Linked DNA regions of Homo sapiens: region 2 is linked to region 1. Evidence: chromatin contacts called from ENCODE Hi-C data. All regions are on one chromosome and are shown on one strand. Each heading gives the region's core, a stretch centred on a gene start or an enhancer-like site at or near the end of the contact. The rest is flanking DNA. Distances are from core to core; before and after follow the strand shown.

The links. A loop is a pair of places that touch in the nucleus more often than their neighbours do. Pooled maps may share reads with other maps.
Region 2: a map of B cell shows a loop between it and region 1 (2.1-fold over the local background). The contact joins the promoter of RBM11 here to the enhancer-like site in region 1. A Hi-C loop is called at or near these places in 1 of 168 maps with a recorded cell type or tissue (B cell), 2 of 37 single-sample maps with no recorded cell type and 3 of 50 pooled maps.

The regions. Positions count from the first base shown.
Region 1 is chr21:14,112,652-14,118,036 of GRCh38, forward strand. The region is part of intron 9 of LIPI (lipase I); the gene reads right to left. It also overlaps the pseudogene ERLEC1P1. Among named protein-coding and RNA genes, the nearest start is that of LIPI, 96 kb to the right of the region's middle. RefSeq lists an enhancer at 3,739-3,888. Within about 2 kb of position 3,745, at least 2 of the 41 ENCODE cell types and tissues checked have a DNase peak (open chromatin) inside an H3K27ac peak, as active enhancers do; they include B cell, where a contact is called at or near this core.
Region 2 is chr21:14,213,703-14,219,066 of GRCh38, forward strand. It overlaps RBM11 (RNA binding motif protein 11), which reads left to right and starts at 2,455. Exons shown (of 5, transcript NM_144770.5): 1 at 2,455-2,580. The coding sequence starts at 2,485. RefSeq lists a silencer at 2,272-2,501.

The sequences.
Region 1 (5,385 bases), core at 2,495-4,994:
AAAGCTATCTTTGAGAATGTTATATTAATATTTATACATATTCATGCATTTTGTTTTTAAAAATGGAATCATACTCTTATAAGACATCATGCTTTTCTCACCAGGCAATATATTATGAATCTTTTCATAAATATAAATAAGCATTTAAAATATATTAAAAAAGAAAAACTACTAATTCTTGTATATTGATTTTGTTTCCTGCAATGTAACTTATTCCTAATATTCTTTTAAAATGTTACTTGGATAAGGTTTCCAGCAATAACACAGGGAAAAGAATAGTGCCTATTTCCACCTGCCATGTGAGAAAACCCAATTCATAGTCCACTCGATAAGGCACATAGAAGGGTCTTCTCTAAGTAGTGGGAATCATTACACCTAGACTGAGCACTTATCCAAGCTAGCTTAATAAATTTTGAAAGCAGGACCTGAAAGGTTTAACCCCAGTAACATAACAGTATTTTGAGAATAGAATTTAAGAGCATTTGTAGGAATACAAAAATATAGAACATTCAATAAGATAAAATTCACAGCATCTGTGATCTAATTGAGAATTACTAAGCATTGTGAAGCTGGAAAATGGACCCATATGAGGTGAAAAATCAACCAATTGAAACTAACCCAGAACTAGCACAAATGTGAGACTCAGCAGATAAATGCATTAAAACAGTTATTATACCTTTATTTCAGATCTTCAAAAGTGAAGTGGAGACATGAGAGATATAAAGAGGTGAGAACTACGATGTTTGAGATGAATAATACACTTATGAGATTAAAAGCAGATTAGATATTGCAGAAAAAATCAGTGAACTTGATAACATAGCAACAGAAACTATTCAAAATAAAATGCAAAGAGAAAATAGAATTTTAAAATTACCAAAGCTATCATCACACTGTTGTACTATCAAATATTAGATCTTACTTCAAGTAGCCAAAAATACTTAAAATTGGAATCCTCAGAGGAGAAGTAGTAGAGGAACACAGAAAAAAAATCTCAAAAAAATAGCTGGAAATTTAGATGAAACTTGATGAAAACTATAAACCCACTGTATTAGTCTGTTCTCACACTGCTATAAAGAACTGCCCAAGACTGGGTAATTTATAAAGGAAAGAGGTGTAATTGACTCACAGTTCAGCATGGCTTGGAAGGCCTCAGGAAACTTAACAATCATGGCAGAAGGCACATCTTCACAGGGCAGAAGGAGAGAGAATGAGTGCCCAGCGAAGGGGAAGCCCCTTAAAAAACTTTCAGATCTTGGCCGGGCTCAGTGGCTCACACCTGTAATCCCAACACCTTGGGAGGCCAAGGCAGGTGGATCATGAGGTCAGCAGATTGAGACCATCCTGGCTAACATGGTGAAACCCTGTCTCTACAAAAAATTAGCCAGGCGTGGTGGCATGCACCTGTAGTCCCAGCTACTTGGGAGGGTGAGGCAGGAGAATCACTTCAACCCGGGAGGCAGAGGTTGCAGCAAGCCAAGATCATGCCACTGCACTCCAGCCTGGGCAACAGGGCAAGACTCTGTCTCAAAAAAAAAAAAAAAAGTTCTGATCTCATGGGAACTAACTATCACAGGAACAGGATGGGGGAACCACCACAATGAATCAATTATTCAATTATCTCCACCAGGTCCCTCTCATGACATGTGGGGATTATGGGAACTACAATCAGACCCACCCAAAATGGCTACAGGCCTGTTTTGAAGATTATTGTAAGACTCCAGTGGCTCTAACAAAACAAGGGACCATAGAAAAGACCCACAAAGTGCAGGCCCAGGAGAAAGAGCAGCAAGGAAAACAGGAAAAACCTGTCCTACAGGCCCTGCCAGAGGAGCTAGAGACTCCACCCCCTTATGTTCCAATTTACCCTTCTCTGGCAAGGCTTAGGCAGGAAGCCACTCCAGCAGCTGCCTCTGGAGGGTCGGACTCAGAGGAGAGTATCCCCGAAACTTCAACATGTAGGGAAGAGCCATGACCACTGCCCGATAAATCAAAGAGGAACTCCAGGATAAGGTTGGCGGTCTTTGGTCAGGACATGCCTGAGTCATGCAGATTCCCCTCAGAGAAACTAGATTTGGGTGGGGACATCGCCAAACCATGTCACCCACAGGTCCAAGAAAGCCAACAAACTTCAAAATACAAGAAGTATGAAGAAAATTACAGCATGGTACATCATAATCAAATTGCTCAAAATCAGTGACAAAGAGAAAAATCTTAAAACCAGCCAAGAAGAAAAGTAGATTATCTTTGGGGCAACAAAGAAAGGATAGCAACATATTTCTCTTTAGGTTCAGTGCATGGTAGAAGATGGCAAAACAACATCCTTAAAGAATTGATAGACCAGCCTGACCAACATGGTGGTGAAGAAGGAATTCATGAATTTTACAAGTATAATCAAAGACAACCAAGACATTTTTACTTTTTCCTTCAAAAGCTTAGTATAGCAACCTCCGCACCCCGCTCCCCACCCCCCATAGTCTAAGTTAGAGAAGAATACTAACTACCTGTTTTTCCTTCTGTGCTCAGCAAGCCTTACCTACTTGCTAATTTCATATTCCTTGAGGCTCAGCGAGTTCCTGCTTCACCTCCCTAGTGCAGCTGCAAAGTTACAAGGTTGATACAGAAACATAGTTTCCCAGGGATGTGGAACATATAGCATAAATAAATGTAAAAGACTGATCAACTGCCTTTTTTCTCGCTTCTGTAAGTAGGCTTCCTGCATCACATAGCTCCCGGCCACTGACAGCTTAAAAGGTGGCTGCTTTCTTTGTCCGGGGCTCAGACTTTTCTGGACACTAGTCCAACTGAGCCAGGTGATCACCTTTTAATAAAGACCTTTCCTGAACTCTGTTCGATCTCTCTTATCTCTGATTGCCCCACAACATTTCTGGGGGCTCATCTGGGATTGGAGATTGTAGGTTTCTGTCTCCTTTGCCTATGGGTTAGAGCCCCAGGACGTGGGAGATTTGGGACTCTTGGCACCACTGAGTAACACAGCCCAGAAGGAGAACGGTTTTCCCGTGTCTTGGAGCCTTCCCTTGACAGTGCAAACGGAACCGACTCAGGAGTTGCAGGAGAGTCACAGAGCAGTGCGCAGGCAGACTACTGAACCAAGGTAAGGTTGGTCCCTAGGGAAGCCTGTCCCATAAGGACAGAAGGGGAGCTTGATCACCTCCCAGGGAACGACCACTTATCCAACCCAGAGTAGCTGGGTGCAGCAGGAGTGGCTTGCCAATTTTGATGAACCTCGTGTCCCCACTCACACTGGAAAAAGGGAGAAAATGGGCTGGAAGAGTGGCAAGTGCAGCAAGGTAGAGCTTGCTGGCAGGGTGACAAGAGTGGTTTGCCACCCCAACTGGGAGTGTGTGGGAGTGTGTGGGTGTGTGTGAACCTACCTGGGACACAAGAGAGACTCATTTCACCTGATGAGGAGTCCTGGGGTAGGAGTGGTGTGTGTATGTGTGTGAATGTGGGAGCCTAACTAGGCTCATCTGGGACATGAGAGAGGCTCGTTTCATCTGATGAGGAGTCCTAGGGCAGGGGAGGTGTGTGACAGTGTGTGAAAGAGATGGTCTCAGGAGAGGCCAATGTGGGGAGTGATGTGGGGAGGTGCAGATCTCTTAGTGCAGACTGTGTCCTCCGAGGCGAGTGTGGGATGAGCCAGACCTAGGTCAGTGCGTAAGGCCGACAGGATTAGTTTCATAGCTTCACAGCAGTAGTTGGGTGTGACCTGGCCAAGCAGCACCCAAACCTCCTGTAATAGGACCCGGTCTGGTGAATCTGAGAGTGAAAGTGAGAGTGAAAGTGTGCTGTGAGGGAGGAAATTGGAGAAAAAGCATTGAAGCCGACTCCATTAGAATGTATGTTGAAGAACTTTAAGAAAGGCTTTGATGGTGATTATGGAATGAAGTTAAGACCGCAGAGGCTAAGAACCCTTTTTGAAATTGACTGGCCCTCTAATGTAGGGTGGCCAGCTGAGGGAACCATAGATATGGAAATAATTGGCCAAGTGTTTTGGGTGGTCACTGGGGTCAGACAACAGCCTGGGTACCCTGATCAGTTCCCATACATAGACTCCTGGCTGAACGTGATTCAGACCCGTCCAAAATGGCTACAGGCCTGCTTTGAAGATTATTGTAAGACTCTAGTGGCTCGAACAAAACAAAGAACAATAGAAAAGACCCACAAAGTGCAGGCCCAGGAGAAAGAGTAGCAAGGACAACAGGAAAAGCCTGTCCTACAGGCCCCGCCAGAGGAGCTAGAGACTCCATCCCCTTATGTTCTAATTTATCCATCTCTGGCAAGGCTTAGGCGGGAAGCCACTCCAGCAGCTGCCTCCAGAGGGTTGGACTCAGAGGAGAGTACCCCCCAAACTTCACCACATAAGGAAGAGCCAGGCCCACTGCTTGATAAATCAAAGGAGGAACTCCAGGATGAGGTTGGCCGTCCCTGGTCAGGACACACCCAAGCCATGCAGATGCCCCTCAGAGAAACTAGAGGACAGATCTATTTAGATGCACAAAATGAGGTTCAAGGAGGAGAACAGCTTTATCTTTATAAGCCCTTCTCTACTACAGACATTTTCAACTGTAAACAGCATACTCCCTCCTATACGGAAAAACCCCAGGCTCTTATTGACCTAATGCTGTCCATCTTCTTAACTCACAGCCCAACCTGGGCTGACCTGCAAGCAGCTCCTTCTGTCACTGTTCAATACAGAAGAACGCTGCAGAGTAATACAAGTGGCTAATCAGTGGCTAGAAAGCAACACCCCAGTAGGCATGGCAGATGTCAAAGAGTATGCACAACAGACTTTACCAATAGAAACTGATCCAGGCTGGGACTGAAATCAGGCCCAAGGGCTGCTAAACTTTCTGAGATACTGAGAGGCTCTGATACAAGGAATAAAGGCTGGAGGGAAAAAGGCAACAAACACTGGAAAGGTTTCAGAGGTTCATTAGAAACCAGATGAAAGCCCCAGTGAGTTCTAAGAGAGGCCTTGTGAGGCTTACTGACTCTACACACCTTTTGACCCAGAAGTGGCAGGGAATCAGTGCATGGTTAATGCAGCATTCATGAGTGAAGCACAAAATGATATTAAGCAAAAGTTGCAGAGGCTGGAGGGGTTTGAAGGTATGAACATTCCCCAGCTTATCCAGGTGGCAACCAAAGTGTTTGTAAATTGAGATGAAAAAGCAAAGTGGGAGGCCAAGCGTAGAGTGAAGGAAAAGGCAGAGTTCTTGGCCACAGCCCTGGTTGAAAGAGAGGCTGGATTTGCAAGAGGACATGAATGTGTCATGGATGTGGTCACAGTAGAGGACAAGCTAGGCCAGATCAGGAGACCAGGACAGGTCAGGAAGGTCAGCCTAGACTAGAGAGAGATCAATG
Region 2 (5,364 bases), core at 1,205-3,704, 100 kb after region 1:
GCTCACGCCTATAATCCCAGTACTTTGAGAGGCCAAGGCGGGTAGATCACCTGAGGTCAGGAGTTTGAGACCATCCTGGCCAACATGGTGAAACCCTGTCTCTACTAAAAGTACAAAAATTAGCCGGGCATGGTGGCACACACCTGTAATTCCAGCTACTCAGAGGCTGAGGCAGGAGAATTGCTTGAATCTGGGAGGCGGAGGTTGCAGTGAGCCGAGATTGGGCCATTGCACTCCAGCCTGGGCGACAAGAACAAAACTCCATCTCAAAAAAAAAAAAGTTGGCTGGGCAAAAGAAGATAAAGAAATGAGCTCTAATTATACATATATAGACATACAGAGGTATACATGTATATATACATATATTTTCATTTATTATATGTTCATTCAGCTAGGGACATCAGACATCCTGATATAAATGAAGAAAGGCTAGCTCTTTATAGAGTGTTACATGTATTTAACCCATTAAAACCTGATATATGACTAATGGTACAGTAAATACTGAAAGTGAAGTGAATTATTTTTAACCTACTACTAGATTTATTACCATGCATGCATTCAATATGAGTTAAGAAACAGAACATGCTTACATTAGAAAAATGATATATTGAGATCATATTCTGAAAAAATTGCTAACTACAGAAGCTGACTTTCAGAGTTTATAATATTAACTAAGTATTCTAGAATTATAAGCACTATAAACTTATGTACGGCCAGAAGAGGATATTATAACACCAAAATTATGCACATTTGTAGACAAAGAAGGATGCAAATTTCAATAGAACAATATAATATGAACATTAATTACAAGTGTAGTTAAAGGTTTGTAGCATACGCACTCATATACATGCAATGGTTTAAACTGAAACCTGAAGATACAGCTTGCATATAAGAAGTGTCTGAGGGGAATTCAAGGAGGAAATATGTTGCTTTGATGAGATTTATGAAGTAAATGAATACAAATAAATCAAGAGGTCTACACATAACAGAGACTTGCAAGTATCCATTCATTTGATCAACATATATTTATTTGCCTACAATATGAGTGTTTCCTTAACTCCTTCTTACTGTACCGCAACTCTACTGATGATAGAGGAAAGAAAAAGGAAAAAAAAAAATGGAGACAGGACTTATATCAGTTGAAGGTAACTACTGAAGTTACTAGCATTTATATTATATTTGTGAGGGTAGAAAGGCTGTCTCTCCCAAAGTATAAGCTTTAGGAGGTCAGACTTTTATATTTCCCTTTGTTTTCCAAGAATTAAGCATTCAGAAAATACCTATTAAATGAAGTAACTATATTTAGTCCAATCCATTCCTTAAGAAACAGAATCCGAATTCCAAAGAGAAATTACTTGTTCAAAGTAATAAAACTATGTAATGTCAGAGATCAATTAGAAATTAGGATTTCCTAAAATGTGTACCTTTTCATTAGAAAAGATGACTTTTTTTGGTCCATCAACCAGATAAAAGCATGCTTCCTCAATTCAAAATGAAATTTTATCACGATGCCAAACTAAAGGTCAAATAATGTTCTGATCACCTATATGATATTCATGAGATGATCTCAAGGTCCTATGTAGACGTATGGTAGCTTCAGAAAGGAAGCCAAGTTAACAGTTGACAGCTGATTTATCAAAGTATTGAGATTCTAAGTTTTCTTTCTCCTTTCTTGTAATTTTATTGTTCATAAGACTTTTATTAAAAACAAAAATTATCCCCAAGAAAGAACTAAGCCTTTAGCCTGGTACACCATATACAAAGTATAGCCCTGAAACAAAGTACAGCCGTTGGATCCTGACACAAACCCTAGCTGCCATCCTCAAAAATTCTGGCTTAGACACAAAACTGGCTCACTCTCACCAGTATATCCCTTGGTATTTGCTTTCTCAAGTTCCTTTTGGAGTCCACTTAAAACCTCTGCGACCAGTTTCAAAAACTCATCTAGGGAGCACTTTCTAGGAAAATAAACTTTAATTCTAGTTTTCTGTTGTATCCACATCCATGCAAACATCGATTCTTTCAAAAATTATTTATAGTTTAATATCTTCATGATTTGTTCATTTATTCTTTGGACCCAAAGAAATGTATCTCCCCGCATTTGCCTGGGAGCTTCTGCAATGAAGTTACCACAATTTAAATCATCTCTACAGTGACTTTATTTAAAATGTTGATTGAATAAATCCAAAATCAATTAATGTGCCAGAAAAAAAGGAAGCCACCCCACTAGCTAAAGAGTAAAGCCCTTTCTGCATTCATCTTTCTTACTCTCACCCACTCTCCCACCGCCCAGCCCTACGCCAGGCGAGGGAGCAGTGCGGTGGGCGGTACCCCAAGTCCGCTGGGGGCGTGGCCCTGGAGCCATGCCTCGCCCCCAGCGCGCGCTCCCGGCGCCGGCCCCGCCCCCTCACCCAGGCGGCGCCGTAAAGCCGGAGAAGGGGCGGGGTCTCAGCTCCTACTTCATTCTACGGCCGAGACCGGAGGATGTTCCCTGCTCAGGAGGAGGCCGACAGGACCGTGTTTGTTGGGAATTTAGAGGCCCGAGTTCGGGAAGAGATTCTGTACGAGCTGTTCCTTCAGGTACCGTCTCTGGGAAGGGGCGGCGGAGGGGCGGAGCACGTCGGGCCGGAAACATAGCGCGCACCTGGACCACCCGGAGCCCGGCCCCCTTCCGTCCCATCCTGAGCAGGGGTTTTAATTTCGTTTCCTCTTGGCGCACCTGTCTCCAGGTGAGCGGCTGGGGAGTGAAATGAGGGCGCGTTCCCCATCCCCATCCGCGCTGCAGAGTCCTGGGGTTGGGCAGGGACGTGGTTCCTTCAACCCCCGTTTCTGATTAAGGGCTTCCCAGAGGCTGCCTGGGCCTCGGGTGTGCGCGGGCAGAACCGAAAACAGCCTGGTCACTGTTCTCCGTCAAGTAGTAAGCACGCCTGACATCCCCCAAAAGGAGAGGGGTCGCTTTTATAATGTTTCCTTTTACACCTTGCTCCTTCCTTCAAGCCCTTTTATGCGGACAGTATTTTTATTCCAGCATGAAAAGTGAGATTTGAGATGATTTGGCAGCCAACTTACCGTGACTGTGACCAGGTGATTCCCTGGACAAGGCCCTTTAATTCATACCAAGAGGACCTTCGGAAACTTTGAGATCTGGTACCTCTAGGATTAAGCCTGCTGTGTCCTGTATACACGCTCACTTATCGTATTGTCCTATACAGCTAGGTATCACTTGCCAAAAAGATACACTCATTCAGCCATTCCCCTAACCGTGTAATGATCCGGAATTACGGGGCAAATACTGAGGGTGCTGGGAAAACAAATTGACGAGACATCCTTTTATCTTCCTAACAGGGAGAACTTAAAATTACAATGTTTACGATAATCTATAAAAAGAGAAGGGACATAGATAGAAAAGTGGTTCCGCGTGCGAACTCTGAGGTCAGCAGTGTGACTCTGAGCCTGTCAATGAATTCCTCAGTGCTTCAGTTTCCTTATATGTCAAAAGAGAGTAGTAGTATCTGCAGTATAATGTGGCTATCGGAATATGTGGCCTAATGGTAAAATGGCTACAGCTGAGTCTAGCACTCGCTGTTTGCTACCGCTACTACTGCTAATGGTACTGCTGTTATTATTAGTAATAATACTAACATCAAGAGAAATCAATAGTTACTTTCTCCTATCAGAATAAGGGAAAGTTCCGAGGGAGGCAATTACAGAACTAAATTTTCAGGATTGAATGGGTCAAAGGGGTCCTTTATTTGGTTGTGAAAGGACTTACTTTTGTCTCGAAACTTAACTAAAGCAACCCTCTTTTAATTGTAGATACAATTTGGTAGAGAGGGTTCTTTCCAGGAATACAGTTTCCTTTCCTGGACGTAAAACTTTTTTATTATTTGAAAAATATTATTGATTTTAAGACTTTTAGGTTCATCCTTTTAATTCATCTTTTTAAACTTGCCTCCTTTTTTATGAACTCTAATCCATATCTGTTTTTTCATTCAGTATCATTTAAAACTTACTATATTAAGTTAAAAAAAACAACAACAAAAACCGAAAGAAATATAAAGTAAACTTAGAGTTATTTTTCTCCAGAAGACTTCTTTCACTTTGAGCCTCCAAAAAAAGGAGAGTGGAAGACTGGGGTGGGATTGCATTATCCAATAACCATTATTTTTAGTCAATCAGGACTCGATCAATATCAGTTGTGTGGATCCACAAGACTATATATTATCTTCTCATTCTTTATCAGTTCCTTCTTCCACCTAAGCAAAATATAAATTTTATTTAATAGATCAGGTAAGAAGCATAAGTTCTTATTTTTGTCTAGGTATTGAAAGGAATTGCCAAAGTGGAGTTTCTCTTCCACTTTAGACTTCAACACCCAGCAAAACTTGACAACTATCACACTATGTATTTCATTGTGATTTAAAAAATACTGTAAGATAGTGTGATTGTTGCTAAAAGTAAGTCTTCATGTTGACTTTTATCTTTACAAATGCTTTGAATATCTAAATTTATGTCAAAATTCAAATCACGTAAGCATGTTCTGTCCCATAGTGATTACATCTATTTAATATCTGTATAAAAATCACCAATTTTATTGGTTTTTATATTACAGTATATTTATCCTTTTACTATTTTCTTTCAAATTTCTGATTATACTTGGAAATGAGAAAATCAGATTTATTATCATTACACTTTTAATACTAGAGTTGAGATTTAGAGAAAATATGGTGAATTCAGTTTCAAATATGTTGAGATTGAAGTACAAAAACATAGACATCTCCAGGAGGTGTCTCCATGAAAGAGACATGGTGGGAAAAGTAAATTTGTTGATGAGGTGGTCCTTGAAGCCAGAAGGGAAGGGAAGCTAGTCCCTGGGAGAGCACAGAGAATGAAAGGAAAAGACTAAATCTTAACACACAGAATTATTTTAAAGATGATCATTAATATTTTTCTTTAGAGTAAAAGCAATTTTTTTATTTATGCAACTCTACAGGGAAAAATAATCAGTTATTAAAGTCTGAACCATTCAGCATTAAATCAGTTGTTTGTGTTTGTAAGTGCCTCCTCCAATCATTATCATGGCTGTGATGTAATTTTTCGTTAGTTGTAATTAACAATCTTCTATGATATTTGGCTCTGTGTTTTTAAATCTTCATTGCATATTATAGGTTTTTCTATCAATATAATCTGAATATTTATAATTTATATTTTATTCCGTTTTAGTAACACACCATGGAATAATATCTCCAGTTGTTAGATTTAGAGCCTCTCTAATTTCTCACACTTATAAACAATGCAATATACTTAAAAGTCTTGAACATATTTAAACATTTTTCCTTTGGAAATTTACCAGATGGAGTTTCC